Regions from separate parts of the Homo sapiens genome. Here region 2 is linked to region 1. Evidence: read pairs that join two places in POLR2A ChIA-PET (ENCODE). Cell type or tissue: MCF 10A. All regions are shown on one strand. Links, peaks and the distances in the headings refer to the core of each region. The heading gives the core; the rest is flanking DNA.

Region 1 (16,040 bases), core at 6,390-11,389:
ATGTGCTGCCCGTAGGCTTGGAAGTTAGGCAGCCTCTTCCAAAGCTGGCTTGCTCATCTGGATCCCAAAGCCCTTTGACCTGGTGACTCTATACCTAGTAATTTCTCTTACGGGAATAATTGCAGAGATGTGTTGATTTAGCCTCAGGGGTGTTCGTCATATTATTGATTATAGTGGTGAAGAAAATCCTCAGCAACCAAAAGTCCCAGCACTTGGGGACTGGTTAATTGGAAGATGCTGCATCCGAAAAGTGAAATATTCTTCAGCCAGTAAAATGGTGATGTAGGTGAATTGATCCTGAGAAAATTCCGGGCAGGACTATGAGAGAATACTGTCTTTGGGTGATAAGTTCTTTTAAAATGTATTCTTTGTGATTTTCCGTTACTCCTAAATGTTTTACAGTGAGTAAGGTGTTATGTTGTAACTAGAGACAGAAAAGCTTCTACAGACAGTAGAATTAAGAGTGGACAGCAGCTCTTATTTGGGTCTATGAGTGTAGCCATTTAGCAGGGGTGACTGAGGGATTTATTCTGAATTCCCGTCCTTGTATACACCTCATTCACAGTATTCCCACGAACATCATGGGGTACATGAGTATCTCTAAAAGGCAAGAGAAAGAGAATGGAAAGGAGGTGACCATTTATGGGATGTTTCCTGAGTGCTGGGCCCTGTTCTAGGAGCTGTCAAGTTTGCGCCTGTGCCCTGGGGGTGACCATTATTTTCTCACTGAATTCTTGTAACTTCTCTGCAATTCAGAGAGGGAAGCCAGAGCCCTGAGGCCACACAGCAGGCTTTTCCCCAGGTGCCCACTCATTCTGCAGGACCACATGGACCACAAGTGCTGTCTCGGCTCAGTGTGGTTCCAGAGAACCTGAGAAGAGGCTGGCTCCCCTGCCTGGGAAGAAGATAAACTGCTGAGGAACAATCAGCCCACCTCCGTTAACTAAGCACCTACTGCGTGCCAGGCAGGCTCCAAGAGGGGAACAGAAACATTGGAGCATCCCAGTCTTAAAGGGCACATCTGATGAGTTGCAGAATCCTAGAGCCTGCGTCTGTGCCGTGACCTCCCACGCCCAGTTCCCCGGTGCCTAGCATGTAGTAGGAGCTCAGTAAATATCTGTTGTGTAATATAAATTATGTGTCACGTTCTGCCTGGTACAATTGATAAGTCATCCAGGGTATACAGTGGTGGCTCACGCCTGGAATCCCAGCACTGCGGGAGGCCGAGGTGGGCGGATCACCTGAGGCCAGGAGTTCGTGACCAGCCTGGGCAATGTGGTGAAACCCTGTCTCCACTAAAAATACAAACAAATTAGCCAGGCATGGTGGTGTGTGCCTGTAATCCCAGCTACTAAGGAGGCTGAGGCAAGAAAATCACTTGAACCTGGGAGGCGGAGGTTGCGGTGAGCCAAGATTGCACCACTGCACTCCAGCCTGGGAGACAGGGTGGGACTCCATCTAGGGAAAAAAAAAAAAGTTTAGGGAGGAGATATCACCATGGGTTGCAATAGCTTTGTTTAAGAAGGATGGATAGGGAGGTGGAATGATACAAACAAGGCTGCAGAGGCCAGGAGTGTGTGAGGCTTGTGTGGGTATGGTATGTAGTAAGCCAAAGAGTGTGGGATAGAGAGTTTGTTTGGAGCAAGGGTAGGGGATGGGATCAGACAGGAAATGTGGGGGCTCACTTTCAAGGGGCCTTGGATTTCTACGTGAGGACAATAGGGAACCCCGGAAGGTTTTTGAGCAGGAGATGATATGAAGCATATTCCAGCAGAATGTGCCTCCTGATCTCAAATGGAACAGAACGTAAGGAGTAAAGATGAGCCCCGTTTGTCTTTCTGGGCCAGTCTTATGCCCTAACCCCCATCTCCAAATTCCTCATCAAAAGACAGTGACTGGGGCTGGGCGTGGTGCCTCACCATGCAATGTAATTGCAATGCTTTGAGAGGCTGAGGCAGGAGGATTTCTTGAGCCCAGGAGATTAAGACCAGCCTGGGCAACATGACGAGACCCCATCTCTACAAAAAAATTTTTTTAAATAGCTGGGTGTGGTAGTGTATACCTATACTCCCAGCTACTTGGGAGTCTCAGGCAGGAGGATTACTTGAGCCCCAGAGGCCAAGGCTGGAGTGAGCTGTGATTGCACCACTGTACTCCAGCCTAGGTGACAGAGTAAGACCTTGTCTCAAAAAAAAAAAAAAAAAAAAAGGTGACTGAGAGCGTCATTCAAAGCTTCAAAGCTCAGGCAGCCAAGGCCGTCTGAGTCATCAGTGTGCCAACGGCCCATCCAAGGATTGGACTTTTGGTTTTGTCTTGAGGGCACCAGCTTCTCCCCACTCAACAAAGCACAAGCCTAAGTGGCAGCCACTTCAGTGGCCACATCACAGGGAATGGGCTTTTAATTTGCGAAGCAGACAAATGAGGGAAGACAGCAGTTCAGTCATTTAATGGGGATTTATGGCCTTTCCACCGTGTGCCAGGCTTGGCCCTGTGGTCAGTTCTGTGCTAATCAGCACCCTTGCTCCCTGCGTGCCCTCTCTGAGTGCCCAGGCCGAGGGCCGAGACCAGCAACAGACCGGGTTGCAACAGCCCAAGGGATTGATGTTGCCTGAAGCGCAGTGGTTTGGACCTGGGGGTTGAATTCCACTTCGCTGGCTGTTTACTGGCTATTTGATTTGGGGCGTGTAATTTCATGTTTTTTGTTTGAGATGGAGTGTCTCTCTGTCGCCCAGGCTGGAGTGGTGCAATCTTGGCTCATTGCAAGCTCCGCCTCCCGAGTTCACGCCGTTCTCCTGCCTCAGCCTCCCAAGTAGCTGGAACTATAGGCGCCTGCCACCACACCCAGCTAATTTTTTATATTTTTAGTAGAGATGAGGTTTCACCATGTTAGCCAGGATGGTCTCGATCTCCTGACCTCGTGATCCGCCCACCTCGGCCTCCCAAAGTACTGGGATTACAAGAGTGAGCCACCATGCCCGGCCGTAATTTCATGTTTTTAAGCCTCAATTTTATCATCTGTAAAATGGGGATCGTAATAAGATCCACCCCATGGGATTGTCGAGGGACTGTAGTTCAACCAGGTGATCTCATGTCAAGAGCTCAGCCCAATGCCTGTCCCAAGTTCGGTGCTCCATGGATGTTCTGTCTGGTGATGCGGTTGGGAAACACGGTGGTGGTAGGAACCTGGGCAAGCGGGTGCATGGAGCTTCCCCCAGCCAGATCCATGAGTCTGAGTAACACTGAAGATGAGAGAAGTGTGCCCAGGCTGTACTGTGAGGAGGAGAGAGGGCCATTGAGGTGGGGGCCAGGCGATGCCCTGCAGGGCTCCACATGCCAGGTAGGGTGACCACTTCATCCCAGTTGGCCCACTTTTAGCACTGAAAGTCCTGTATCCTGTGATATCTTGGTAAACCAGGACGATTGGTCACGCTAGTGCCCAGCCAAGATGTCTGGCCCCACTTAGGAAGGCAGCGGGTTGCTGGGATGGGTTTGAGCTGGGGGCCATGCGATCTGATTTGTGTGTCAGCCGGGACGGGGGTTCTGAGTACATTTCCTGGTAGAAATCTCACATCTGGCTTGTCTTTGCAGGACCAGCTGAAGCAGTGTTTCTCCCGGCAGCCCACTGAACCCAAGGACACTGACACCCTCGTGCACGAAGCCGGCAGCCAGTATGGGACGTGGACAGAGCAGTGCCAGAGTGGGGAGAGGTAGGACGCGTGCGACGGGATTCTGGCTGCAAAGGGGGCAGCTGGGCTGGAGTTGCTGCAGCCCACCCACCTCCTGATTTCTATATTGCTAAAACCTCCAGTCTGTAATTATAAAAGGAACCCATTCTTCTTTTAAAAAGGAAATTAGGAAGTACAAAAAAATAATAATAAAGATTATGGGCCGGGTGCGGTGGCTCACGTCTGTAATCCCAGCACTTTGGGAGGCTGAGGCGGGCGGATTGCCTGAGCTCAGGAGTTCGAGACCAGACTGGGAAACATGGTGGAACCCCGTCTCTACTAAAATACAAAAAATTAGCTGGGTGTGGCAGCGTACCCCTGTAATCCCAGCTACTTGGGAGGCTGAGGCAGGAGAATCAATCACTTGAACCTGGGAGGCGGAGGTTGCAGTGAGCCGGGATTGTGCCACTGCACTCCAGCCTGGGGGACAGAGCAAGACTCCGTCTCAAAAAAACAAACAAAAAAAGATTATGGGTCAGCCACAGTGGCTCACACCTGTAATCCCAGCACTTTGGGAAGCCCAGGCGGGCAGATCACTTGAGGCCTGGAGTTTGAGACCAGCCTGGCCAACATGGCGAAACCCCATCTCTACTAAAAACGCAAAAAAAATTAGCTGGGTGTGGTGGTGGGCACCTGTGATGCCAACTGCTCAGGAGGCTGAAGCACAAGAATCACTTGAACCCGGGAGGTGGAGGCTGCAGTAAGCCAAGATTGCGCCAATGCACTCAATCCAGCCTGGGCGACAGAGAGAGACACCTTGTCTAAAAAAAAATAATAATAATAATAATGATATATGAAATATCCAAGATAGGCAAATACCATAGAGACAGAAAACAGATGAGGCGCTGGGGTGGAGAGGGAATGGGGAGTGGCTGCTTCGTGGGTATCTGGTTTCCTTTTGGGGTGATGGAAATTTCTAGGATGACAGTGATGATGGCTCCACAACACTGTGACTGTCCTGCATGTGACCAATGGCAAATTGTATTTTACCACAGTGATAAAAATGATAAAGTCACCAATATTAAAGTTGGCAGGAGGGTGATAGAATTGAAAATGGATAAGAAAAAGTAAAAGGAAAGCAAAGGTTTTTTACAGTGCCCGAGAAAGCTGTTTTTCCCACTGACCCATGAAATATGTGTTTAGTTATGAGCTTACTTAAATTTATCTAGAATACCCCTGCAAGAGCACTGGACTGAGAGTCTGGAAACCCAGGTCTTGGTTTTGCACATGTCACTGTGTGACCCTAGGAGCCCGTTCCTCTCTCGGGGTCTCCATTCCCCAGTTCTGACTCAGGACCTGTGGGACCTGGAGTGTGGACTTAGGTGCACCCCTGAGGGGGTGCTCCCTGCTGTCCTGCAGAGACAATGCAACTTCCCCTCCTCGGGCCACCCCAGGAGCATGGCACACCCAGCCTTGGACAGTGGTGCCACCTGCTGTCTCTCAGTGCTGTTACCTTCATCCCGTGTGGATTTGCCTCAATCCACCTTACAACCCTAACATCCTCCATATGACAAGTAATAAAATCACCCCAGAGCTGACAGAAAGCACGATGAAATGCCAGCACACCTGTGGAAAGTTCTGCTCAAGGGAGCAGACTGGTGGTCTTGAGAGTAGGCCCACTTGTCAGGTGTGCCCACCTGTCCTTTCTCAAGGCGAGGGTTTCCCATGACCTGGAGGCTTTGCTAGGCTATTGGCTTAGGTGTTCTTTTTAATATGTGGATGGAGGCAGGGCAGGAGGTTTTTAATGACTTGAATTATCTGTAAATTTTCTATCTTACATTATTCCAATGACCCAAGTGATACCTGATTATATTATCATAGGAAGAGATTTCAGAAGTAGGAGAGAGCCAAGGACATGGACGCTGGAGTCAGACTGCCTGGGCTCAATCCCAGTCCTGTTGCTGGGGACAAGCTAATTTACATCTCTATGCCTCAGTTTCCTCACCTTTAACAAGGTGAATAAGAATACTTAAGTTCATGAGGCCAATTATATTAGTCTGTTTTCACACTGCTATACAGAACTACCTGAGACTGGGTAATTTGTAAAGGAAAGAGGTTTAATTGACTCACAGTTCTGCAGGGCTGGGGAAGCCTCAGGAAACTTACAATCATGGCGGAAGGTGAAGGGGAAGCAAGGCACGTCCTACCTGGCAGCAGGAGAGAGAGAACGGGAAGGTGCCACACACTTTTAAACCATCAGATCTTGTGAGAGCTCACTCACTATCATGAGAACAGCAAGGAGGACATCTGCCCCCATTATCCAATCACTTCCCCCCACCAGGCCCTTCCTCCAATTCGACATGAGATTTAGTTGGGGACACAAATCCAAACCATGTCACCAACCCTAACTTGTAGGATTGTGGCAGTTATAGGCTAATCCTCATAGGATTATTGGAGAGGACTGAATGACACATTTTTTAGCACAATGCTTGGCACATAGTAAGTGCTCAGTAGATTTTTATTAAATGACTGAATGAATAAGTGAATGAAATAATGCAGGTCCCACCACCTGCTCTTCCATAGGTAACTGCTGATAACAATTTGATCTACATCAGCACTGCCCAGCAGAAATACAACATGATGATTTGATCCTTATGCAATATATACATGTATTGAAACACCACTCTGTACCCCGGAAACGTGTAATTACTATGTATCGATTATAAATAAAAAAGAATTATAATGTAAGCTGCAAATGCAAGACATATATGTAATTTAAAATGTCCTGGTAGCTACACCAAAAGAATAAAAAGAAACAAGTGAAATTCAATTTAGGGATGTATTTTATCAGAACCAAGGGATCCAAAATACTATCATTTCCACATGTAATTAACATGAAAAGTTATTAGCGAGGCAGTTTACATTCTTTTTTTCTATTCAAAGTATTGGAAATCCAGTGTGTAAGGTATAGGAAATCCAGTGTGTAAGATGCTCACGGCATATCTCAGCTCTGTCACTTGCTCCATTGCAAGGACCCAACAACCACCTGTGATAAGCAGCTTCCGTCCAGGACAGCGCAGGGCCAAAGGATCTTGAGTGGCACAGGACTGACTCCTCCCATTCTGCACCTGGCCAGGTGTTCCAGGCAGTGCCTTAGACAGCACCTCGCTGGCACATCTTGTGCTGTTTCCAAAGAGGGTCTTCTGCTGGGATGTTCTGTCTGTTGTTACTTGGCTTATAAAACATAACCCAAGCTATGCTGCCTGCAGCATCCTTCACTTGAAATCCCGTTCTCTGAAACGTTCTCCATAACCATGTCTCCCTTCATTCCCTTTTTTGGCAGCTTGGCCACTGAGTCCCCAGATAGCAGTGCCACATCGACAAGGAAACAGCCCCCCAGCAGCCGTTTGTCTTCTCTGTCCTCCCAAACGGAGCCCACCTCGGCAGGGGACCAGTATGACTGCTCCAGGGACCAGCGGAGCACCAGCGTGGACCACTCCAGCACTGACCTGGAATCCACCGATGGGATGGAGGGGCCGCCTCCACCGGACGCCTGCCCTGAAAAGAGAGTAGATGACTTCTCCTTCATTGATGTAAGTCAGTGGCCAGGAGCATTTCTTCTTAAATGGAAATTCCAGCCTCTCTCTGTGAATTGCCACTTCAGGTGTAGGATCTGTGTGCCAGGGACCCTTGGAGTGGGTACGGAGGGCACTGTCTTTGAAATGGGACTCACTTATGCATGTATCTTGGACCTGCCATACACCTGCTGTGTGTCTTGGGGCAAATGTCTTCACCTCTCTGAGCCTCAGCTTCCTTATCCACTTGTAACCAGCATCATCAGCTCCACAGCCTCAAATACAATTGCATGCATTCAAATTAAAACTGATCTAAGCCCTTACCTGCTAGGTAAGCAGGGAGTCTGACCACTTACCCCTGGGAAGTCACCCTGAGGTTTATAGTTGCAAGCATGAAGAGGCTGGAGTTTGCTCAGAATGATTCTGCTGAACGTTCTCACTAAGGTCTTGCTTGGTACAACAGTGTCCCTGGTATCAGGGGATCCGACTGTCTCTGTAGTGGCTCTTCCAGGACAGAAAGTCCCCTCAGGCATGGGCACCTTTCATGGAGGTCCCAGGGGACAGTCCCTAGCACTCAGCTCTTTCAGGTCCCAAGCACAGCCAGGATGTCAGCTGCCCCAGCATAGCAGGTCAAACGGTCTCCTGCTCTAGCATCTTCCAGACCAGAACTTATCCTCCTTTCCCCTGGGAGCCCCACCTCCAGGGGTCAGGCAGGTCTTCCTTTTCAACCCTTGAAACCCAGGGGTGATGTCATTATTCTCCTCGCGTAACAATAGGGCTACCTGCCCACTTTCTGGGGGATGGAACATCTGCAAAATGTGAAAGGGACCCTCTCTCCTGGCAGTAAAGCCTCCCACCTACACACTTGGGCATGGCTACCCACATTTCCCCAGAGGAGGAACACCGCTGCTTTAGAAAAAGGGCTTCCTTTAGGGCTTCAAAGAGGATTCTCCTTCAGTATATGGCCAAGGTCTCTCGCTGGCACCTCTAGATCAGGGCGGAGACAAAGAAAGACACAAGTTGAGTCTTGATTGGGGAACCCCATTATATAACCATGGCCATGCCCACCTCCCTGGGTGTCATCAGGATTTAGTTAGGTGATATATTCAGTTATTCACTCAACAGACATGTATTGAGATCTTGCTGTGTGCCTTACATGCCAGCATCATGTCACTGCATCATGAACTTTCCTGCTAGAACGCTAAGTGGTTCCTTCTTGATGTCCATTATAAACAACAATCAGTGAGTGTTGACCACTGGCCCAGGCACATGTTAATAACCCCAGAGGCAAAACTGCCTGCGCTTTTTGCAAATTAGCAAATCAGAGTGGCCATGGAGTGACTCTAAATGCTGGTGTCCCGAAGCATAGGTCTAACGCTTACTGAAATTATACTGCGGTTTATGTGTGATGCCCACCACGATTTGGGTCTCCTGTGGGGATACTGAGGTTTATGTATGGTGCCAACCATGATTTAGGTCTCCTGTGGGGACGGTTTGGAGGCCAAATGGGGAGGCGGAGGCGGAGCACTAAGGAATCCAGTCTCTGTACCAGGCTGAGGATGCAAGGGTGGCACCATCTTCCCCTCCAAGCCAGCCCCTCTGTCAGTGTGATTCTGTCCTGCTCTCTTGGAGTCTGAAAACCTGGCTCTGTTAAGTGGCCGGAGAAGCAAGCCTGCCTCTAGGTGCAGCAGGCACTTTCTGATTTCCGTCTTTCCCCCTCTTTCACTGGTCCCGTGCAAGTCTCCTCACAAGATACCACTGTGGCTGGTTTGGGAAGTAGCTATGATCAGCTCCTTCCACCACCCCATTGGGACTTTTGTTACTTACCATTGTTGGGAAATGATTCATTGAAATTAGCCTGTCATCACTGACTTAGAAGGCCTTGGGTGATGGAATTTCTCCAAAGTGGACCTAGGCGGAAGAAACCAACATTTCATGTAAGAACGTGAGCTTGCCGGAAAGAGCTCTTGGCTGTGAGCCGTGGTCAGGCTCTGTCTGAAACAAGGGCTTTCCACACCTGAGCACAGGGAGTTCTCTCAGCCACTGTAGGAAGGAGGCACTCTGTTTATCTCCTTTTTATAAATAGGGACACCCAAGCTCAGAGAAGTGAAGCTCATTGCCCAAGGTCACATAACCAGGATTCGAACCCAGCAGGGTTTGAACCCCAGCTCTGAGCACTTCACTGCTGTCTCCCGGGAGAATTCTGAGCCAGGCACTTCCCATCTCCTTACTGGGGCCCACCCAGATGGTCTGTGCTCCCCACCCTTTCACTGGGGGGGCCCTCACCAACCCCCCACCTGTCGCAGCTCCGAGTGTGAGTCTTCAGGGATGCCTGAAAATGGACTCCTGATGTTTAGTAAGCTGCCCCCTCCCTTCCCACCTGCACCCTAGATTATGTGAGTAATGGAGGAATTCCACGGAGAACGTCTCAACCCGGGGACTCTGTGTGAATACAGTTGACAGAAGGATTTAGTTAGATGTTGAATCCATTATTCATTCAACAAACAAACATTAATTGAGCTCCTGCTGTGTACTGATCATTGCTGTAGATTACATGCTTGTGTGGTGGATGTCACTGGGAGGGAAAAGGCATTTGTATTATGTGCCTACTGGGTGCCAGGAAGCCAGGCACTGTACTAGGGCACTCAAGGTTCATTGTTCCACCTGACTTTTGTCATCAGCCTATGGGGTATGTTTTATGGGGAAATTTAGGCTTTGGGTGTTAGGTTACTATTAAAATGTGGAAGCCCTGGCCTAGGTACCACCTAAATAGCCTCTCATCTGTCAACGAAGCTGTGTACCGCCAACTGTGTTGTGGTACCCTCCATTGATGGTTCCCTTGATTTTTTTCCTCTTCCTCCCTGCTGCTCCCAAAGCAAACCTCAGTCCTCGACTCAAGTGCCCTCAAGACCCGGGTGCAGCTCAGCAAGAGAAGCCGCCGCCGGGCCCCCATCTCCCACTCCCTCCGGCGCAGCCGATTTAGTGAGTCCGAGAGCAGATCACCTTTGGAGGATGAGACTGACAACACGTGGATGTTCAAAGACTCAACGGGTATGCCATGACTTCTCTCCTCCTCAGATAGCACATTGAACAGCAGGAAGGATTTAGACTAAGCCCTATGAAAAAATTCCTGACTTGGAAGGCTGTAGATCATTAGAACACAATTACATAGGAAACTGATTTTTTTTTTCATGTCTTAAACACACAGGTGTTTATTTAATTGTTCATTTAATTTTTAAGTTCACTTTACTACATGGATGAGATGGGTGCATATTACAGTAGGCTTGCACTATGAGAGCTGCCACCATGAGTAATATCCCAGCCCTCGGTTCTGCTTCCCTTTCTGAGTCCCACAAAAGCCACATGTGGGCAGCCTTGGGTTCCCATCCCAGCTGGCTGCTCCTTCTGGGGCTGTCTTGGTGGGGAGAGGGAGATGGGGCAGTGGGTCCGTGCTGACCCCTGAGCCCTGCAGGGGTCAGGATCCTCCCGTGGTCCCTGGTGTGGCTCTGGAAGACGCTGGCAGTGCCCGGCCAAGGCCTCCCGCAGGATGGAAGCTGAGGGCCCTGGCTCTGGGTCCTAAGAGAACTCAGCCACCCCCTTCACATTTTACAGCAAGGGGTCGGGCAGCAGCTTTGGGATGGGGCTTCTGTGGAGAAGTGGGGGATGCTGCAGTGGTACAAAGACAGCCTCCCCCACCGCCGTCCTCCAGCTGACCATCCTCCAAGGCCAGCACTGGGCATTCAAGGGAAAGAAGGAACTCAGCCCAGAGGGTGTGGGCAGGAGAGGCCTAGAGTCAGGCCTCGACCCACAGCCCCCTCTGGGTGCCAAGTGGGAAGGGTGTGGGGGCTGGCTTGGGAACCTTACCCACTGCCCTTCCAACACCTGGATCTGTGGGCAGCGGTCCCACAAAATCCCCCTTGGGGCTCCCTGAGGAGGACTTGTGGCTGCCACTTCCACCAGGGCAGAGGACACAGGAGGGGCCAGCACTCCAAAGGGCTCTAGGGTGGGTCTTTCAAGGACATCTGCAAAGCCCTGGTGGGGAGGGGCGGCGGGGCTGTCCCACGGAGGCGCCTGGGCCAGAGGCTCTTTGGAACTCTTGCACTTCTGAGTGGGGGACTGTCCATGCTGCCCACAACCTCTAGACCATGCAGCCTGCTCATGGGTCCCTGGCAGAGAATGCCCACTCCCCAGCAGACTCAGGGCAGGTCCCCAACTGCAGGCTTCCAGGAAGGCCCAGGGTGTCCACCTCAGGCCGGGTGGTCTCAGAGGACCCCTGTGCAACCACATTAAGGAAAGCTGCAGCCCCCACCCACCCCCTGCCAGTTCAACAAGCTCCGGCTGCACACGCAGGCTCCCAGACACCATCACCCGCCTCCCCCGTTGCCCCTCCCTCATGGGGAGCCCCTTCCTCCTGGAAAGACAGCAGGTACTGTAGCCTCGCCTGCTGGCCAGGGGCGCCGGCTCAGAGGACCTGCCCTGACCTGCACGTGCTGACCAGACAGCCCAGCGTAAGGACCCGCGATCCCACGCCACCGCCCTGGGTTTACCACGGTCACCGCCACCTCTCTCACAGGGCCCCCGGGGGACCCAGCCGCGCCCGGCCTGGTGTCTGCACCGAGGGACCGCGTCTCACGCCCGGCGGCTCCTGCAGGGGAAGCCGTGGTCAGCGACTCACCACGAGGACAGGGCAGGGCGGCTGAGTGCGGAAGAGAAGCATGAAGCTGGGGGCGGGGGTGGGGGAGGAGGAACAAAAGTTGCATCTAGACAGAGGTGAACGAAACAAAACCAAAACCCGAACGTGTTCTCTCGCAGGATGGGCGCCGCCCGTCCCGGGCCCTTAGCCCGACATCTCCTCTCGCTGCTCCTTGTTCCTGCGCACCTCGGCCGCGTGCAGCTCCTCGCGCAGCCGCTCGCGCAGTGCGGCCAGGTGCGCCTCGCGGATCTCCTTGCTGAGCTCCATTTGTAGTTGAGCTTCTCCTCCGCCTGGCGGCTGAAGTTGTTATTCTCCTCCAGCGCCTTGTGCAGCACCTCCCGCTCGTGCTCGCGCGGCTCCACCAGCTGCTTCAGCACCTGCGCCTCCTGCGTTGGGAAGGGAACGGAGCCGCTTCCCCTGCCCAATGCGTTGGCCTCCAGGGTGGCACTCCCAAAAGTGGAAACTGATTTCTTGTTATGCAGAACTTATCAGAAACTAGGTAAAACAGTGTTTTGAAGGTTAGTATATTAATTGAGGCTCTTTGAGTTACAAGAGACAGAGACATAGCTTAATAAGGTTTTACTATTTCTGCTTTTATTTTGATTAAATCCACCCCTGTATTCTCTTTAGGTTTGCTCGCTGGTCTTTTTTCTGTATTCCTGAGTTGAAAGATCAGTCCATATATTATCAATCTTTTCTGTTTTCTAATGCATCATTTAAGGCTATACATTTTCCTCTAAGGACTATTTTGGCTGCTTACCGTATCAAAACCTGAGCTGAATCTTGAAGAATGGATAATAATGAGTTAGGGAAAGTTATTCCAGGCAGAAGTATCAACAAGATCAAAGGGACAGAGATGTGGAAAGAACATTCTGAAAGAGGCAAGACCTGGTGCTCTGGAGCCCTTGGGCTACCCGAGGAACTGTGTGTGTGGCAGGAGCATCCCTAAACAGTTACGTGTTGCTCAAGCTGGGAATAGCAGGATATGCTGGAAAGGTAGGCAGGGGCCAGATCATGGAGATCCCTGATGCTTTGCTAAGGAGTTAGATTTCGTCTGTAGATGGAGAGCCATGAAAGACTTTTAAGAAGAAACAGGCAGGGCGTGGTGGCTCACGCCTGTAATCCCAACACTTTGGGAGGCCGAGGTGGGTGGATCACGAGGTCAGAAGATTGAGACCATTCTGGCCAACATGGTGAAACCCCGTCTCTACTAAAAATACAAAAATAGCTGGGCATGATGGCACGTGCCTGTAATCCCAGCTACTTAGGAGGCTGAGGCAGGAGAATCGATTGAACCCAGGAGGCGGAGGTTGCAGGGAGCCGAGATCGTGCCACTGCACTCCAGCCTAGCAACAAAGCTAGACTCTGTCTCAAAAAAAAAAAAGAAGAAAAAATTTCTTCTTGCAATGGAAACTAGAGCAGCTGACCTGCCCACTCTATGTAGACACAGCCTTTTTAGTCCTCAAAAACATCTTGTAGGTGCCTTTGTTCATTTGGGATTTGCCCATAGCAAACATTAGGATGTCAGACCAGGCTCTGAGCTGAGTGAGGGGCATTGCTTCTGACCAGATACCTTAAAGAAATGCTTGGAGAGTTCTCTCTCCCACTCCTATCCCATTTCTGTTATTAAAGGAAATGTTTAAGTGCCTCAGGTGAGACCTCTCTGCACTTTCTTGGTTTTCTGAGCCAAGTTCTATTAAGCCACCTGGAGCAAATGAAGACCATAATAGGGACAAAAGCACACAAATACCCCCAGCTGGAACGTGGCAGCAGCACCTCTGGCTCCCATCAGCCTGGAGGAGCCGGCCAGGGGCTGGATGGGGAAGGCTGGGTCTGTGTTTTCTTAGCGTACCTCAGTTCCTCGGGTAGCCCAAGGGCTCCAGAGCACCAGGTCTTGCCTCTTTCATCCCCGCCCCCTCCTCCAATCCTCACTGTGCCCATGCCAGCATCCTGGTCTCAGAGAAGTAGAAACTCCTCCCATATCACTCCTGGAAGAGTGGGATAGGCAGCCCATCACCCAAAAGCTTGAGTGATCAGCTCAGCCTCAAGCACGGGTCTGGGGTTAAGTCCTGGATAGGGGAGTTGGGGTCAAGGAAAATGGCTTCCTGGTCCACCTTTGGGCCGCCTTTCCACAAGACACATGAAGCTCTCCACATTCTCCTCTGAGAGCATAACCTCGGTGCATTGTTGGCTGAAAGCATTCCTATCTACTTTCCTGCCTCTGCCAAAGATTTCCTTCTATTCCCTGACTTGGAATGAGCCAAGGGCCCAGGAGATGGGTTTGCCTCTGTCCTCCCGCAAAAGAAAACCTACTCTGCCTGTTGTCAGTATCTTCTGGCAAGAAGCAGAGTTGTGAGAAGAGAGAGCATGAAAGCAGGCACCTTGGTGGTCCTCATCTGTAAAATGGGCCATAGCGTCTTCTGTGCAGGTCTGATGTGAGCATTGCATGAGATACTGTGTGCAAATTATCTGGCATGTAGGACCTCAATACATGGCAGCTGCTGATGAATTCAGTGCCCTTTTCTTTGCAACAGAGGAGAAATCACCCAGGAAGGAGGAGTCGGATGAGGAGGAGACGGCATCCAAAGCTGAGAGGACCCCTGTCAGCCATCCTCAGAGGATGCCTGCGTTTCCAGGCATGGATCCGGCAGTGCTAAAGGTACCAGACCTCTCACCAAGAGTCACCTGGTGGGCATGATCCTCAACCTTAGCAGTGTAAAGAATAGATTCCGGCTGGGTGCAGTGGCTCACGCCTGTAATCCCAGCACTTTGGGAGGCCGAGTTGGGCGGATCACGAGATCAGGAGATCGAGACCATCCTGGATAACATGGTGAAACCCCGTCTCTACTAAAAAATAGAAAAAAATTAGCCGGGCGTGGTGGCGGGCGCCTGTAGTCCCAGCTACCTGGGAGGCTGAGGCAGGAGAATGGCTTGAACCTGGGAGGCGGAGCTTGCAGTAAGCCGAGATTGCGCCACGGCACTCCAGCCTGGGCGACAGAGCGGGACTCCATCTCAAAAAAAAAACAAAAAACAAACATATTCCTTCCTTCCGTCCTTCCTTCCTTTCTTCCTCCCTCCCTGTCTTCCTCCTTCCTTTTGTCCCTTCTTCCTCCCTCCCTTCCTACCTCTTTCTCTTTCCTCCCTCCCTTTCTCCTTCCTTTTCTCTTCTTTCTTTCCTCCCTCCCTTTCTCTTCTTTCTTTCCTCCCTCCCTTTCTCTTTTCTTCCTTCCTTCCTTTTTTGTCCATCCTTTTTTATCCTTCTTTTTTTCCTTCCTTCTCCTTCCTTCATTCCTTCCATTTTTGAAATAGTTTAAGTTTCAAACGGAGTTGCAAAAATAACTCAGGGAGTTTCTCCATACCCTTCACTCAGCTTCACCCACATGATAGTATTTCACATGACCATAGCACATTGGCAAAATTAGGAAATTGGCTTCTACCATTAACAATACTACCAACTTACTTGGCTTTCACCAGTGGCCCTGTGTTGCTTAATCTCCACTTTCTGACTCTCCTCCGCCCCCAAACCTGCTGCTCTGGTGTCATAGCTAAGCCTTGGTTTGCTTATCTGTAAAGTGGGCTGAGAATCCAACTGGTGACGCTCACCAGTGCTGAACATCAGGGAAGCAGGAGTGAACAAACCCAGGCTCCTGAAGCCCTTGAGGAATCCGGTCTGCTGTGGAAGGCAGGCACAGAAAATGATCATTTCAGTACCAGATGACACAGGAAGCCAGTGCTGGAACCAAGTCCCAGTCTCCCAAATTGCACCAGAATGCCAACTGTATTATGCAATGCTGAGGGAAAGGCTGAGCTGCCTCCCTCCTCCCCACGTCCAGCTCTCACAAGTGTCTCTCATAGTCCTGGAACCAAATGGCACTTAATTTGGGTGAGGAAAGAGGCCCTTTTGCCCCCCTGTTTCAGACATCATGTGCTTGCAAACTCACTTTATGCTCCAGCAACCTTGCAAAAGGTAGCTCTTCGTTCCCCTTTTATTGAAGAAGAAATGAAGGCAGACAAGCCTGAATTGTTGGTGGAATTTCTCAACTCTGTGTATGCCATGCAGGCCACACAATCCCCATGTGGGAGCGCCGTGACTCTGTTGCTCCTTTA
Region 2 (16,040 bases), core at 3,769-8,768, 150 kb after region 1:
GGAGGGAGCTACTTCTGGCTGAGCCTCCAGATACACCCTGTGTCCCTGTCCTGGTCTGGACCCTCTACCCACCCACAGCCTCTCTTTCCTCAGCCTGGAAATCCTACTCTGAGCCTGGAGCCCCTCTTCTGGCCCTGACCCTGGCCCCTGGAATGCCTTCCTTCCTCTCTGCCCAACTCCCCACCCCTGAGAGCTGGACTGTCCAGGATTTTTCATCTGACAGCAGGTTCAGAGGCCTGAGAAAAATAGGAGGAAGCCAAGAAGGAAACACACATGAAAGGCCTGCAAGAGGATCAGGACACTTGCAAAAGATAGGCTCTGAGCTCTCCAGGAACCAGTGCAAGAAGGGTAATACCTCCATCATTTCTTTCTTTTTGTTTTTTTAGTTGGAGTCTCGCTGTGTTGCCCAGGCTGGAGTGCAATGGTACAATCTCTGCTCACCATAACCTCCACCTCCCAGGTTCAACAGATTCTCCTGCCTCAGCCTCCTGAGTAGCTGGGATTACAGGTATGTGCCACCACACCCGGCTAATTTTTGTATTTTTATTAGAGATGGAGTTTCGCCATGTTGTTCAGGCTGGTGTGCTCCATCATTTCTAAGAGATTAAACAAGTCTTTGCTCGAGGGAAGTTGGTTTTCTCAATGCTGAGGCCAGGCATCTCTTCATAATTAAAAGTGGGGATGTGTTTTACCCAAGGCCTCACTATTGATGGGATTTGGGCTCTGACATGTGCACAGGTGACTTCCTGGCAGCCCTAGGACATGGAGAGTTTCTCAGATGCTTGGCACAGACAGTCACTGGCCATCTTTGCAGGAAGCATCATTTTTGGGAAACTCTTCGCCATTGGATCCTGGGCCTCAGGTGGAAAACCAGGTCCTGTGTTGGGCATTTCTCTGTGAGGCTCCCTAGGTCTGGGGCTCCAGCTCCTCTCTGAGAAGAAGGTGTGGGGGGAGAGAACAGGGCCCAGCCACACCCAGCCTCTCCTGCATGGTTCCTGCTCATCAGGGTGTTAGAGGGGTGGTGGCACCAGCAGTGGTCAGGCCTGTGTTTCTGTGGGTGGGGCCAAGGAGGTACCCTTGGGGCATCCTAGGGAGTCTCTCCCATGGCTCCTGTTTCACTTTCCTGTGGCTGCTGTCAGAAATGACCCGTAATTTAGAGGCTTAAAACATCACACATTGATTCTGTCCCTGGTCTGGAGGTCAGACGTCCAAAATGAATCGTAGAGTGCTAAAATCAGGGTGCCAGCCAGGCCAGGCTCCTTTGAGGGCTACGGAGAGAATCCGTGTCCAGGATTTTTCCAGCTTCTAGAGGATGCCCTGGGCTCCTGGCCCTTTCCTCCAACTTCAAAGCCAGAGCCAGCATCTTCAAATCTCTCCCACTCTTCTCTCTCTCTCTCTCTCTCTCTCCCCACCGCCTTCTCTCACCCTCCCTCCTTCTCTCCCTTTCTTGTCCTCCAGCCCCACACCTGCTGTCACTCTGACCCTCCTGCCTCCTCCTTTCCCTTATAAAGACCCCACCTTGGACCCACCCACATAACCCAGGATCATCTTCCACCTCAGGCCCCTTGACATCATCACATCTGTAAAGTCCCTGAGGCCACACAACACAGCACATGGACAGGTCCCGGGACTGGGACACAGCCGTCCCTGGGCCCTAATTCAGCCCAACCACAGCTCCTTTCCTTCCTTCCTCTCTCCTTCTCTGGGTATAAGAAGGGAATGCAGAGAGGTTGGTCAATGAATACACACTTACAGTTAGATGCAAGGAATGTGTTCTAATGTTGGATAGCAGAGTAGGGTGACTATGGTTAGCAATAATGTATTGTATATTTCAAAATAGCCACAAGAGAGAACTGAAATATACTCAACACATAGAAATGATAAATACTGAAGCCATACCCCAAATATCCTGACTTGATGATGACACGGTGGATGCACAGAACCAAACAGCACATGTAACTCAGAAATGTCCAATATAGGCCGAGTCTGGTGGCTCACACTTGTAATCCCAGCACTTTAGGAGGCCGAGGCGGGCGGATCATGAGGTCAGGAGATCGAGACCATCCTGGTTAACATGGTGAAACCCCGTCTCTACTAAAAATACAAAAAAATTATCTGAGCATGGTGGCGGGCACCTGTAGTTCCAGCTACTTGGGAGGCTGAGGCAGGAGAATGGTGTGAACCCAGCAGCCAGAGCTTGCAGTGAGCCGAGATTGCGCCACTGCACTCCAGCCTAGATGACAAAGCAATACTCCACCTCAAAAAAAAAAAAAGATATTTCCAATATCATGTATCAGTATATTCTTTTCTATTAATAAGAAAGGCAAGAAAAAGAAGTTAAGCATGAACTAGCCATTTGACCTAGCAATTCCAGCCCTAAGAATTTGTCTAGAAGAAATGAAAGCATGTGTTCCAAAAAGACGTGTACATAAATGTTCTCAGCAGCCTCATTCACTATAGGCAGCAACTGGAAACAACCCAAGTGTCCGTCAGCTAGAGAATGGATAGACCCATATGGTCTGTGCATACAGTGGAGTACTGCTCAGTTACACAAGGAAAAGAAACTATGGATACAGGTCACAGGAGGGATGAACTTCAAAACATTACAGTAAGTGAAAGAAGTAAAACTCCACGAGAGAAGTTGGTGGGTATGGATGTGTTTTTGAACTGGCAGAATTTTACTCTGTTCATTGGGGTATCAGGTATTGAGTCCCTATTGACCAGGTACTGTGCTAGGTGTGGCCATTACAGAAATCAGAAGCAGACACCAGCTCCATTGTGATGAGACTCACTCGATCAGCCATTTCTGATGAACAGTGAGGTACCTTGACACTCACTGCTTACATTTGCAGGCTTTACTTAATGCCACTTAAATCTCCCTGTTCCCCAAGTCTCCTTTCTTTTTTCTTTTTTTTTTGCTAGACAGATTCTTGCTCTGTCACCCAGGCTGGAGTGCAGTGGCACCATCTCGGCTCACTGCAACATCCATCCCCTGGGTTCAAGCAGTTCTCCTGCCTCAGCCTCCCGAATAGCTGGGATTACAAGTGCCCACCAACATGCCCGCTAATTTTTGTATTTTTAGTAGAGACGGGGTTTTGTCATGTTGGCCAGGCTGGTCTTGAACTCCTCCTGACCTCAGGTGATCCGCCTGCCTAGGCCTCCCAAAGTTTTGGGATTACAGGCATGAGCCACCGTGCCTGGCCCCCACATCTCTTTTCTTTCCAACTCCCCTTATTAGACACAGCTTTTTAAAGCAATCCCTGCCATACCCATGGCTTCAATTGTTTTCTATATGCTCTGATGAGAATAAAATTTAAATGTTGTTTTTATATAACAGCTTTATTTTACATGACACCTCATTCACCATGATCATAAATTCAGAGTTGCTCTAAGAAAGTAATAACTAAAAAATTGTCATATTCTTTGTATGTAAATGTTAGGAAATTTCGTTAATGGTTTGACTTAACGTGTGTGTTATTTTTTAAAACATGAGTTGTGATGTCATAGAATGGACTTAGCCTACAGAGGTTTCTATCCAACTTTCAAGCAGAGAGCTCCATTTCAGTGCGATACTTAAGAGTCCAGAACTATCTTTTTTTTTTTTTTTTTTTTTTGAGACGGAGTCTCACTCTGTCACCCAGGCTGGAGTGCAGTGGCATGATCTCGGCTCATTGCAAGCTCCGCCTCCCAGGTTCAAGGGATTCTCCTGCCTCAGCCTCCCGAGTAGCTGGTATTACAGGTACCTGCCATTGTGCCTGGCTAATTTTTGTATTTTTAGTAGAGACTGGGTTTCACCATGTTGGCCAGGCTGGTCTCGAACTCCTGACCTCATGATCCACCCAGCTCGGCCTCCCAAAGTGCTGGGATTACAGGCGTGAGTCACCGTGTCTGGCCCAAAACTATCTTATTCCCCATACCTATTCCTCTTCCTACATTGTCTGTGTAGGAGAAAGTCACTGATATTTACCCAGTCCTTCAAACTAGAGCCTTAGCAGCCTGTTTTTCCTTTTCCTTCCCCTGTTCTTCCACATCTAATCCTCTAGCACTACCTGTTCTCTCTCCCAAATGAACACAAAACTTTTCCGTCCACTTCAGTCATTTCCTCTGCCTTTGGCCTTATCTGTTCTCCCAGATGAACATAGTGTCTCTCTCTCTTTTTTTTGAGACAGAATCTCTCTCTGTCGCCTAGGCTGGAGTTCAATGGTGTGATCTTGGCTCACTGCAACCTCCACCTCTCGGGTTCAAGTGATTCTCCTGCCTCAGCCCCTCGAGTAGATGGGACTACATACAGGTGCCCGCCACCATGCCAGGCTAATTTTTGTATTTTTAGTAGACATGGGGTTTCACCATGTTGGCCAGGCTGGTCTCGAACTCCTGACCTCAAATGTTCCACCCACCTCAGCCTCCCAACATAATGTCTCTTAATTGGTCCCATTGCTTCCATGAGTCCTTCTCTGTTGTGCAGAGAGACCTCACTGCAAACACGTCTGATAGAGACTCCTCATCTCTATGTGGTTCCGTGACTCTCATGTTGCTAGAATAAAATTTAAACTCTACTTAAACTCTACTGCTGGACAGTGAATGAGTCTTTGTATTCCAGGTTCATTCACTGCCCAGCAGTGTAGTCTTACACAACTGAACTCTCTAAGCCTTGGTTTGCTCATCTGCCTGAACTCACTGAGTGTTGGGACTGTTTCAGGACCATGAAGTGCCTCACCCTTAGAAGGGATTTAATGTTGAATGAAAGGGAGGAATTTAAAAATCCACATAAAAAACATTTTTTTGTTGTTTTTTGAGATGGAGTCTCGCTCTGTTGCCCAGGCTGGAGTGCAGTGGCACAATCTCAGCTCACTGCAACCTCTGCCTCCTGGGTTCAAGTGATTCTCCTGCCTCAGCCTTCTGAGTAGCTGGGATTACAGGCATGTGCCACCACGCCCAGCTATTTTTTGTATTTTTAGTAGAGATGGGGTTTTGCCATGTTGCCCCAGCTGGTCTCAAACTCCTGACCTCACGTGATCCACCCACCTGGGCCTCCCAAAGTGCTAGGATTACAGCTGTGAGCCACCGCGCCCAGCCATTTTTCTTAAAATAAACTAATCTACAATGTCACTTCCCCTCCATGCTTGACTTCTACCTTTACTTTCTGATAACCACAGTCATCTTGTGGGGATCAAGACTCCTCAGGATTAAAATCTGGCCCCACCTTGAGCAGTCGTGGGACTTTGGGGAAGTTACTTGACTTTTCCATCTAGATTTATTCTCCAAAATCTATAAAATGCGACTGTTTCTGAAGGTTAAATTAGTAGGCCACAGTTGGAACAGTGTCAGACACATAATGCTTGCCAGATGTTGACTATTCATCTTTATCAAATGAGGACAATGGTACCCCACTGTGTGGTTCTTAATTTTGTATAAGAAAATAATGTTTTATGCATTATTAGTAAAAGAAATACCTGAGGCTGGCCGTGGTGGCTCACACCTGTAATCCCAGCGCTTTGGGAGGCTGAGTCAGGTGGATCACCTGAGGTCAGGAGTTCAAGACCAGCCTGACCAACATGGTGAAACTCTCATCTCTACTAAAAATACAAAAATTAGCCAGATGCGGTGGTGCATGCCTGTAGTCCCAGCTACTCGGGAGGCTGAGGCTGGAGAATCACTTGAACCTGGGAGGTGGAGGCTGCAGTGAGCCGAGGTCGTGCCACTGCACCCCAGCCTGGTCAACAGAGTGACACTCCCATCTCAAAAAATAAATAAAAAGTAAATAAAAGAAATATCTGAATACCCCTGCCATGGAAAGAAGAAACAGCGAGAAAAGGGAGTTGGTACGTCCTAGCATTACAGAACTGGGAAGGATGTGTTCAGTCCCTATTTTATAGACGAGGAGGGAAGTGTGATGTGTCCCAGGGTTTCACTGAGGATACACAGCCATAACTCTCTATTGAGAGTGGGACCAGGGCCCTGGGGGTAGCTATGGTCAAGTTGCAGACAAGAACTAACACTTGTAAGACAGGAGAGAAGCATTTAGTTACAAAAGCAGTCAAAAACTTGTGTATAACTACATTTGGTGAGCAAATGAAAGCTGTCAGACTCAAAAACAGAAATGCTGGTGGAACTGACTTTAGTAACTGGGGTTTTCTTTATTTTATTTTATTTTATTTTATTTTTTTTGAGAGAGTTTCAACCCTGTCACCCAGGCTGGAGTGCAATGGCGCGATCTCAGCTCACTGTGCAACCTCCACCTCCTGGATTCAAGCGACTCTCCTGCCTCAGCTTCCAGAGTAGCTAGGATGACAGGTGCCTGCCACCACGCCGAGCTAATGTTTTGTATTTTTGGTAGAGATGGGGTTTCACCATGTTAGCCAGGCTGGTCTCGAACTCCTGATCTCGGGTGATCCTCCCCCATCAGCCTCCCAAAGTGCTAGGATTACAGGCGTGAGCCACCGTGCCCGGCCGTGCCAGGGTTTTCTATTGAGTTTCTTGCCAAGGGTGACTTCCAATAACAATCCCCCCCTGCACTTTGCTTAGTTCTGGAAAGCTCAGGCCGCACAGGGTGAATAAAAGCCTGAGTAGTGCAGTCCCCATGGAGGGGCAGGGGTGCCACAAGGTGGGCAGCAGCTGGGATGGGCATTGTGAGGCACTGGGGGGGCTGTGGGGCTGGACATGGTGAGTCACTAGCCTGACCTGTTTCCTGGTAACCAGGTGACATAGGAAGCTTTGTGGGTTATAGGCATTAGCCAGGCCAGCAGCCCTCAGTCGGTAGCTGGCAGTGGAGGGAGGAGGAGCTCCGACTGTGCTCTTTGACGGCAGTTTTTGTGCCTCTTGGCGCTTGTCGTGTTTCTTTTTGAGGTAAAACAGTAGGTCCCCGACCTCATAGACCATCCAGTTTGGGAGGTGGCGGCAGACTACGGGCTGAGGCCCCAGATCTGCCTGGGGTCAGGCTGCTTCTACAAGTGCAGGGCCACCCTCAGTAGTGTGGCTGCTAGGGCAGCACAGTTACAATTTCATCGAAGGCTCAGGCAGGAGTGGAGAGGAGTGTAGGTGCCCCACGGGGAATATACTGACCTGTCGTGTGTGCCCCAAAGTCAGCTCCGACTGTGGCTGGCCCAGGGGGAAGGCAGCATCCAGTTATGAATCTGATATTTATGAGGCCGTGGCTGCTGCAACATCAGAATCCACTACCGTAGAGCCTGGCAAGCTGGATGTGGGAGCCACGGAGGGCCAAGACCTGCAGCACATCAGCAACCAAAAGATGCCCACAGGTAAAAAAGCCACGGGTGCCGTTTACCCTCTGGCACACCTCTGGCCACCCCCACCCCCTTCCCTTACCCTCATCCCCAGAGACATCCTCAGCTTCCAGCTCCCTCCTGTCCATAGCCAGCTTTCCCAGGTCTGGGCATGGGGGACAAAGGCTGGCTCTGCCTCTTGCCTTAGACATTGAGGCTTTTTTGATCTAGTCTCTCCCTTTTCTCAATGAAAATTCAAATACCCCAATTTTGGAGTCCCCATCCCATTCTCTAGCCTCACCTATCCGGCCGGTTTGGTACCTAAATGAAGGAACCAGCTAAGGGTCAGATTGTTACTTTTCTCCCAACCCTTAAAGTAGCTAATAATTGGGATAATTCAGGCCCAAATATTTGGATTTTTTGTTTTTTTTTTTTTGAGATGGAGTCTCACTCTGTTGTCCAGGCTGGAGGGCAGAGGCATGATCTCAGCTCACTGCCACTTCTGCCTCCCGGGTTCAAGCAATTCTTCTGCCTCAGCCTCCTGAGTAGCTGGGACTACAGGCACGTGCCACCACACCTGGCTAATTTTTTGTATTTTTAGTACAGGTGGGTTTCACCGTGTTAGCCAGGATGGTCTCTATCTCCTGACCTCATGATCCACCTGCCTCGGCCTTCCAAAGTGTTGGGATTACAGGCGTGAGCCACTGCGCCCGGCTGGAGATTTCTTAAATTCAAAATTCAAAATTATTATTTTTTGAGACAAGGCCTCATTTTGTCACCCAGGAATGCATTGGTGCAATGACAGCTCACTGCAACCTTGACCTCCTCAGGTTCAGGTGTTCCCCCCACCTCAGGCTCCCAAGTAACTGGCACTAAGGCATCATGCCAAGCTAATTTTTCTATTTTTTTTTTTTTGTATAGATGGGGTTTCATCATGTTGCCCAGGCTTGGTTCACTTTTAATAGTAAAGGACACCTCAAATGTTTAGATATTTGCTTTCACTTTGGGCAATTATGAATATAGCTATTAAAAACCTTGCTGTGTCTTGTTTAAAAATTATGTTTCCAAAATATAACTAAGGAAATACTTAGGATTATAATTACTTGCTTGTATGGTAAGACCAGGTTTTTCTTTGTAAGAATTTTGGGGCTGGGCACGGTGGCTCACGCCTGTAATCCCAGCACTTTGGGAAGCTGAGGCGGGTGATCACGAGGTCAGGAGATCAAGACCATCCTGGCCAACATGGCGAGACCCCGCCTCCACTAAAAATACAAAAATCAGCTGGGCGTGGTGGCCTGTGCCTGTAATCCCAGCTACTTGAGAGGCTGAGGCAGGAGAATCGCTTGAACCAGGGAGTCAGATGTTGCAGTGAGCCGAGTTCGCGCCACTGCACTCCAGCTTGGTGACAGAGCAAAACTGCGTCGCAAAAAACAACAACAAAAAAGAATTTTGGTAGAATTTTTTTTTTTTTTTTTTAACCAGTGAAATCATATGAATGTAGTGTTTTTGGTTTTTCCTTCTTTTGAAAGATTATTAATCATTGCTTCAATTTCTAAAATAAATATAGGCCTATTCAGATGATCTATTTTTCCCCAGAAGACTTTTGGTCTTCTAAAATCGATAAAAAGGAATGAGCTCATTTCATCTATGTATCAAATTGTGGGCATAGATGTGTTCAGAATATTCCTTTATTATTTTTTGATTTAACTGCTCTTCAATTGATGCTATTAGTACATTGTAACATCTTTCTTTCCTTTGTGGTTAGCCAAGGTAGAGGTTTATCAATGGTACTGATCTCAAAGAACTGGCTTTTTGTTTTATTGATTTTCTCGGATGATTTTCTGTTTTCTATTCCATTGATTTCTGCAAGAATTGTTTTTTAAGCTTAGAGTATGAATTTAGATTTTTCTCATTATTGACACCGCGTCATGAATGTAGTTCACTGAATTCAATCTCACTGAAATGTACACTAAATAATTAAAATAATATGTATGCTTCACCATAATTTAAAAAGTAAAACACGATAGGTGATAAATGTAGTAGCAGGATATGTAAATCCACAGAATTAAATGGTCTTGTAACATTTTGAAAAATGAGGGGATTGGCCTGGACCTTCAAATGGGCAGGAGGTGTGAGGAGATGCTCTCACAGAACCATACAGTGCCTTTCTGTATTAATCAGTTCTTAACGCTAATATTTCACATTTCTCCTCCTCTCCTTTGCTTTCCTTCCACACCAAAGAGAATGGTCCAGCAGCAGCTCAGTCCATGCTTGTCAACCACCCACCTCCATAGACTTCAGCGCTGGTCCCCACATCCCCCAAGGCTCCTAGTGGGATTCCTGAGAAGCACCAATGCACTGACTATTACTCTATGTTCTCCTAGCTTCTGTTCTGGACCTGGAAGATATTGCGCTTGATATTGCGGAGGAGGTGTTATCTGAAATGGTGAGATGCATTCCTTCATCTGGAAGAGAATTTTTTTTTTTTCTGGGGCTTCTTCCCTTATTAATGAAATGAAGACATAAAAGTCTGACCATATACATAACAGATGACTAAGACAATTTTCTTGGTGGGGGGAATATCAAGTGAATATCATTTTTGATTGCCATTGTCAATCAAGCTTCAGTTGATCAAGCTTCAGTTGGTCATGGACTCTAGTGACCAGCCATGAGTTTATGAACAACTGAGGCCTAATTGATGATGACAGTAAAAAATGACAGCATTACCTACAAACTGTCTGGTAGTGAGCATATTTTTTAGTAGCAACTTTTTCTTCTTGAAAAATAATTTTGTATTTGCCAGCCAACATGGACTTGCAAATATTCCATGAAAACCCATTGCCCAAAATTCCTACCGTATGTATTTATTATTTTTAAAAAAAGCTTTATTGAGAAATAGTTGACATGCAAAACAATTCACCCATTTAAAGTGGGTGATTCAGTGTTTTTACTGTATTTACAGGGTTGTGCAACCATTGTACAATCTCATTTTAGAACGTTTTCATTCCTCCACGAAGAAACCCTGTATCCATTAGTGGTTACTCCTCTCTTTTTCCAACCCCCACACCTCTGGCGATAGGAAGCCACTCATCTACTTTCTATTGCTGTAGATTTGCCTACTCCGGCCGTTTCTTTTTTAACTTGTTTTTTTTTTTTTTTTTTTTAAGTTCTGAGATACATGTGCAGGATGTACAGGTTTGTTACATAGGTAAAAGTGTGCCATGGTGGTTTGCTGCACCTGTCAAACCATCACCTAGGTATTAAGCCCTGCATGCATTTGCTGTTTATCCAGATGCTCTCCCTTCCCCTGCCCCGACAGGCCCGAGTGTGTCTTGTTCTCTTCTCTAACACCGTATATATCCTAAGACCACTCCCTTGCTGATACAAATCTAAGTGATGGGTTGTGGGGGGCTCTATTCCCTGCTTTTGTCTGGAGAGCCTGCCTGGCCTCAGGTTCCTGATAGGAGTGAGGACCTGGAGTGCACTGTGAGAAACAGATGGCTCAGTGAAGAACTGTCATCATCCACTGGAGTCCCTGGAAACAGCCGTATCATTTAGATGGTGTGGGTTTGTGTGCATGAGGGTTGGGAGTTAGCTAGGGATGAATTAATGTGTAGTGATTGTGAATGTGTTTGTAAATGTGTGTTTTTCCCCTAAAATGTGGACCCGCATGCCCAGCACAGTGCAAGTGTCAGTTTTCTTGAATTCCTGGCCTATGGTGGTTCTCTCACCTCAGCCTCCCGAGTCATGTCATTCTTCTAATAAAAAGGAAGAAAAACTTCAACACCACCATACACTTTACATAAATGACCTCTTTACTCCCTCACCACAGCTGTACCTGAAGGTCAGTTTAATATCCCTACTCCTTATATGGAGAGAGTGCAGAAAGGAATGAACCCAGATTTTGACCTCCTGAATGGAAAAGGCAAAAGTGAACCCAGAAATGGGTCCCGATGTTGATGGTCTGTATTACTTAACTGTGTCAGCACTCAGGCTTGGTGATATGACCCTACACCAGGGAGTTCCAGCACCTATGTGTGCCCCTGGTAGTGGTAGTGGATGGCCTATAAGCGTGCCAAACATTGCCCATCATCAAATGGGGCCCCATTGGTCACATAACCCTGGGTAGCAAAAGGTACACGGAACAATAGACGTTGGCATGGACATTACTGTGAAATATACATAGAAAGCCCACAGGCTTCTGGTCAGCTCACAGATTCTGAGAAGTGTAAGGGATCACATGGAATAGTGCAGGTCAACATCTGTCAGTGCTGCGATCATTCCTTAGCACTTGGTCAAAGCAGGGAAGGATCAGGAAGATATTGCATTGTATTTAGTAACATGAGTACCTCAAGCCTTAGAAATGCTCCAATCCATGGCCGGGCACGGTGGGAGGCTGAGACAGCCGATCACCTGAGTCAGGAGTTTGAGACCAGCCTGGCCAACATGGTGAAAGCCTGTATTTTTATACAAAAAGTAGTCAGGCATGGTGGCACACACCTGTAATCCCAGCTACTTGGGAGGCTGAGGCTGGAGAATCACTTGAACCTGGGAGGTGGAGGTTGCAGTGAGCCAAGATCGAACCCCTGCACTGCAGTCTGAGTGGCAGAGTGAAACTCTGTCTCAAAAAAAAAAAAAAAAAAAAAAGCTCCAATCCATAGCAGACGGACAAGGGCCAGTGCCACATCAGAACTCAGAGGACATTGTTGTTAGCCTGGTGCCCATCAATCTCACTGGAGACCTCCTGCATCGCTACGTTAGTGAGGCTTAGCGCTCACCATGTACTGATCCCCATGATGGACTGTCCCACTGTCGGGGGCTGGTGTGAGCATGAGCAGCCACTGACTCAATGGACGCACACAGTGTAAAGAAACGGAAGACATGGGCTGGGCGCGGTGGCTCAAGCCTCTAATCCCAGCACTTTGGGAGGCCGAGGTGGGTGGATTGCCTGAGGTTAGGAGTTCAAGACCAGCCTGGCCGAGCTGGTGAAACCCCGTCTCAACTGCAAATACAAAAATTAGCTGGGTGTGGTGGTGGGCACCTGTAATGCCAGGTACTCAGGAGGCTGAGGCAGGAGAATCACTTGAACCCAGGAGGCAGAGGTAGCAGTGAGCCGAGATTGAGCCATTGCACTCCAGCCTGGGTGACTGGACGAGACTTCGTCTTAAAAAAAAAAAAAGAAAAAAGGAAGGGAAGAGCAGAGGAGAAATATCACAGTTAGTACTCATATCTCTTAGACCCCTTCTGAGTAGGAGTGAACAGGACCTGGCCTTCCTGTCTGCCGAAAGCATGGCATGGACATCATCCTAAATGCCTCAAGAATGGAGTTTCATTGCTTTCTCTTGTCTTCTCCATCTGTATGTGATGATGGCAGTGACACCAGCAGAAATTGGTTGGGGGGCAGAACAGGAATCAGGTCCCCACTTCTCTGACACGGAGCAGACAGGACACAAATCAGCAGGGATGGACTTCAGGGTCAGGACACAGGTCCCAGGCCTGATCTTCCTGGGGCTGGGACAGATGAGTTTTTCTTTTTCACCTCTTCTGGAAGTCACTTGAGGAATGGTCCTTGAGGAGACACTGTTGACCAAGGGTTGTCTGGCCCAGAAATGTGTTTTTGTTGTTTTGTTTGTTTGTTTGTTTTGAGACAGAGTCTCACTCTGTTGCCCAGGCTGGAGTGCAGTGGCAGGATCTGAACTCTCTGCAACCTCCACCTCCCAGGTTCAAGTGATTCTCCTGCCTCAGCCTGCTGAGTAGCTGGAATTACAGACGTGCACCACCATGCCCAGCTAATTTTTGTATTTATAGTAGAGATGGGGTTTCTCCATGTTGGCCAGGCTGGTCTTGAACTCCTTCAGATGATCCACCTGCCTCAGCCTCCCAAAGTGCTGGGATTACAGGCGTGAGCCACTGTGCCTGGCTGACGTGTTTCAACTGGACAGCGCCCCCTAGCACTGGGCCTGTAGCTGCAGCACTCCCGAGTAGCAGGGGAGGTGAGGAGGGACACGAGTGCCAGTGCACCATGAGCTCAGCAGAGGGATGGGGACTGATTCCAGAGTCCAGCTCATCCTTGCAACTCTTCTTAGAATCCAGAGTACATCAGTTTCCACTTATTTTATAGAAGGTTTGGAATCTTCAGTGTCAAAGTCTGTGTTGTGTCTTCCCACAGGGTGGATAGAGGAACCCTGGCTATGGGTGTTTTCTGCCAGGGCAGTGACTGTGTCTTCCTCATTAGTCCTTATCCCAGAGCTCAGTCCTGGGGCGAACATGTTAGGCCCCATGGGCATTGTAATGAACACATCCCTGGGATGAGTTCTAGGTCGCCTCTGGGGTGGGATCTAGCTTAGTTGTGGAAATGTTCCCTTCTCAGCCTGTCCAGCCTGTTGAGCCCTACACCAATCCTGGAGGCTGCCCCAGCTTCTGAGTCAGGGTCCCTGGAGATGAACTTGAGCTCCTGAGGACAGTGAGGTACCCCTGCCCCTCGGTTCCTGCTGCGCTGATCCTGTCTAGACAGGCTGTGCAGGGCCACGCTCTTCCCCTGTGTGCACGTGCGCCCCCTGCTGGAATCCCTCTGGACCTGGATGTTGTCCTCATTGTTGTCATATCCCCAGCCCCACACAGTGACTGGCACTTGTGCAGATGCCCAGGAAGTAACCATAAACGTATGGTAGGAGCAGAGCTGCAAACTATTTCGCAAGAAAACACCAGGGGAGGGGAGTCATGTCTTCCTCATGTCTGGATCTCCTGTGCCGTCTAGTGTGGTTCTCAGTCATATATGTGCCGCCTCGTATTTTTTTTTTGAGGTGGAATCTCGCTCTGTCGCCCAGACTGGAGTGCAGTGGCGTGATCTCGGCTCACTGCAAGCTCCACCTCCCGGGTTCACGCCATTCTCCAGCCTCAGCCTCCCGAGTAGCTGGGACTACAGGCGCCTGCCACCACGCCCGGCTAATTTTTTTTTATTTTTAGTAGAGACGGGGTTTCATGGTGTTAGCCAGGATGGTCTCGATCTCCTGACCTCATGATCCGCCCACCTCGACTTCCCAAAGTGCTGGGATTACAGGCATGAGCCAACGTGCCCGGCCCTCATTTAAATACATTGAAATATTTACAATTAAAAGTTCAGGGCCGGGCATGGTGGCTCACGCCTATAATTTCAGCACTTTGGGAGGCCGGGGCGGGTGGATCATCTGAGGTCAGGAGATCGAGACCAGTCTGGCCAACGTGGTGAAACCCCGTCTCTACAAAAATTAGCTGGGTGTGGTGGTGCACACCTGTAATCCCAGCTACTCGGGAGACTGAGGCAGGAGAATCACCTGAACCCGGGAGGCGGAGGTTGCAGTGAGCTGAGATCATGTCATTGTACTCCAGCCTGGGCAGCAAGAATGAAACTCTGTCTCGAAAAAAAAAAAAAAAATTTCAGAACCTCATCACAATAGCCACCGTGCAGTGGCCCAGCAGCCTTATGTTAATGAAGCGGAGAGATTTCCATCCCCGCAGAATGCTCTTTCACATCTGCTGTGAGCCTGGCTGAGGGACCGATTGTTGAACTCCTCTAACTCAAAGTGTGCACATGAAAGTGGGAATCTCAGGGCTGTGAGATTGGAGGTGAGACCTGTAATGGGCCAGTGGAAGGAAAAAGTTGAAAGGTGGTTCCTTCAGTTTCTCTTTCTCAATCGAAGGCTGGCAAGTGTGAGCAATGCCTTTTTACAGACCTCTGACTCCACAGAGACCACGGAGAGTCTGACAACACCGAGGAAAGGGCAGAGTGATGTGTAACCCAGTGTGGCCTCACCTGCAGTAGGAGGCTGGGCGAGTTGCTCTCTGGAATAACTTCTTGCAGAGTTTTTGTCTCTTAATGATTGGCCAATGGACACCATCCATGAGGGCAGCTGCAATGAGGCAGATCTGCAGGTAGAGAATGATACTCTAGGAGGATCTCTGGGAGCAGTTGGGTGACACCTGTTGGTTTGGAACCTAGGAAAAGGGCAATGAAGTCAGAACCGAAGGAAATATGCGTAGAAGTCTGACTTGTTCCTTTTGTATTTTAGTAAGATAGAGATGAGACAATACATGTCCATGGACTTTATGTGCTGTGTTTGTAACCATTTTTTTTCTTGCTCTGGTGTTTAATGGTTACCTTTCCACAAGACCAGTTTTTCCTATGTCACAGCAAACATCAAAGCCCTGATTTTTGATTGGTTAGTATCTTCTGGGACTTGGGAATGCAAGAGTCTTATTAGGTCTGGGCACTGGCTAAGATGCAAGGTATCTGGTGAGACTCCCTCATGCTCACTACTTGAACACAGTTGTTTCTCTGAGATGTCTCAATATCTTCAGTCCCACGCTCCATGTGCCGCATCCAGCAAGCTCCCTGAGGGACTCCCAGTCTCCAACCACCAGCGCACTGACATTAACTGCGTGTCCTTTTAGGTCCCCCTGAGGACCGCCTGAGTTTAAAACTTCTACCACCAAGTGAGGAAGACAATGATGACACCAAGGTAAGACTCCTTTCTTTGCCTTCTAAGGAAATGTTGCTTTCCTGATGTCAGAAGCAAACTCACCCATCCACACCCAAAGAATGGACTCAGAGGCCTGCAGAACAGAAAAAGTGAGACTTTTAATGATGGTCTTGCAAGGTCGAGTGTCTGATGGGCAGACACACCCAGAACAATTTCAACAAGCAGTTTATCCCCTAGTGTGCAAGTCCCTCCCCTGGTTCCTCAGAGGCTGCGTACTATGGGGTCACAATCTTCCCAGGTTGTCGCATATTGATTGTTGGGTAGGAGCTTTAGGTTTTATTTTTATGGTTGTCTTAAC

What was found. Peaks named below come from ENCODE experiments on the same cell type or tissue, not always from the same donor. Only the 100,000 strongest peaks of a DNase experiment are listed, where the experiment ranks them.
Region 2: POLR2A ChIA-PET joins it to region 1 with 6 read pairs; 2 of 35 experiments call an interaction of 5 or more read pairs at or near these places.

What each region holds. Positions count from the first base shown.
Region 1 is chr22:25,167,232-25,183,271 of GRCh38, forward strand. It overlaps KIAA1671, which reads left to right. Exons shown (of 13, transcript NM_001145206.2): 7 at 3,589-3,707; 8 at 7,009-7,258; 9 at 10,117-10,291; 10 at 14,468-14,592. It also overlaps the pseudogene STMN3P1. Among named protein-coding and RNA genes, the nearest start is that of CRYBB3, 25 kb to the right of the region's middle. RefSeq lists silencers at 1,911-2,205, 4,971-5,265. In MCF 10A, for the core only: no CTCF peak of the experiment used is centred there; a DNase peak (open chromatin) is centred at 9,140.
Region 2 is chr22:25,320,480-25,336,519 of GRCh38, forward strand. No RefSeq gene overlaps it. Among named protein-coding and RNA genes, the nearest start is that of CRYBB2, 110 kb to the left of the region's middle. In MCF 10A, for the core only: no CTCF peak of the experiment used is centred there; no DNase peak of the experiment used is centred there.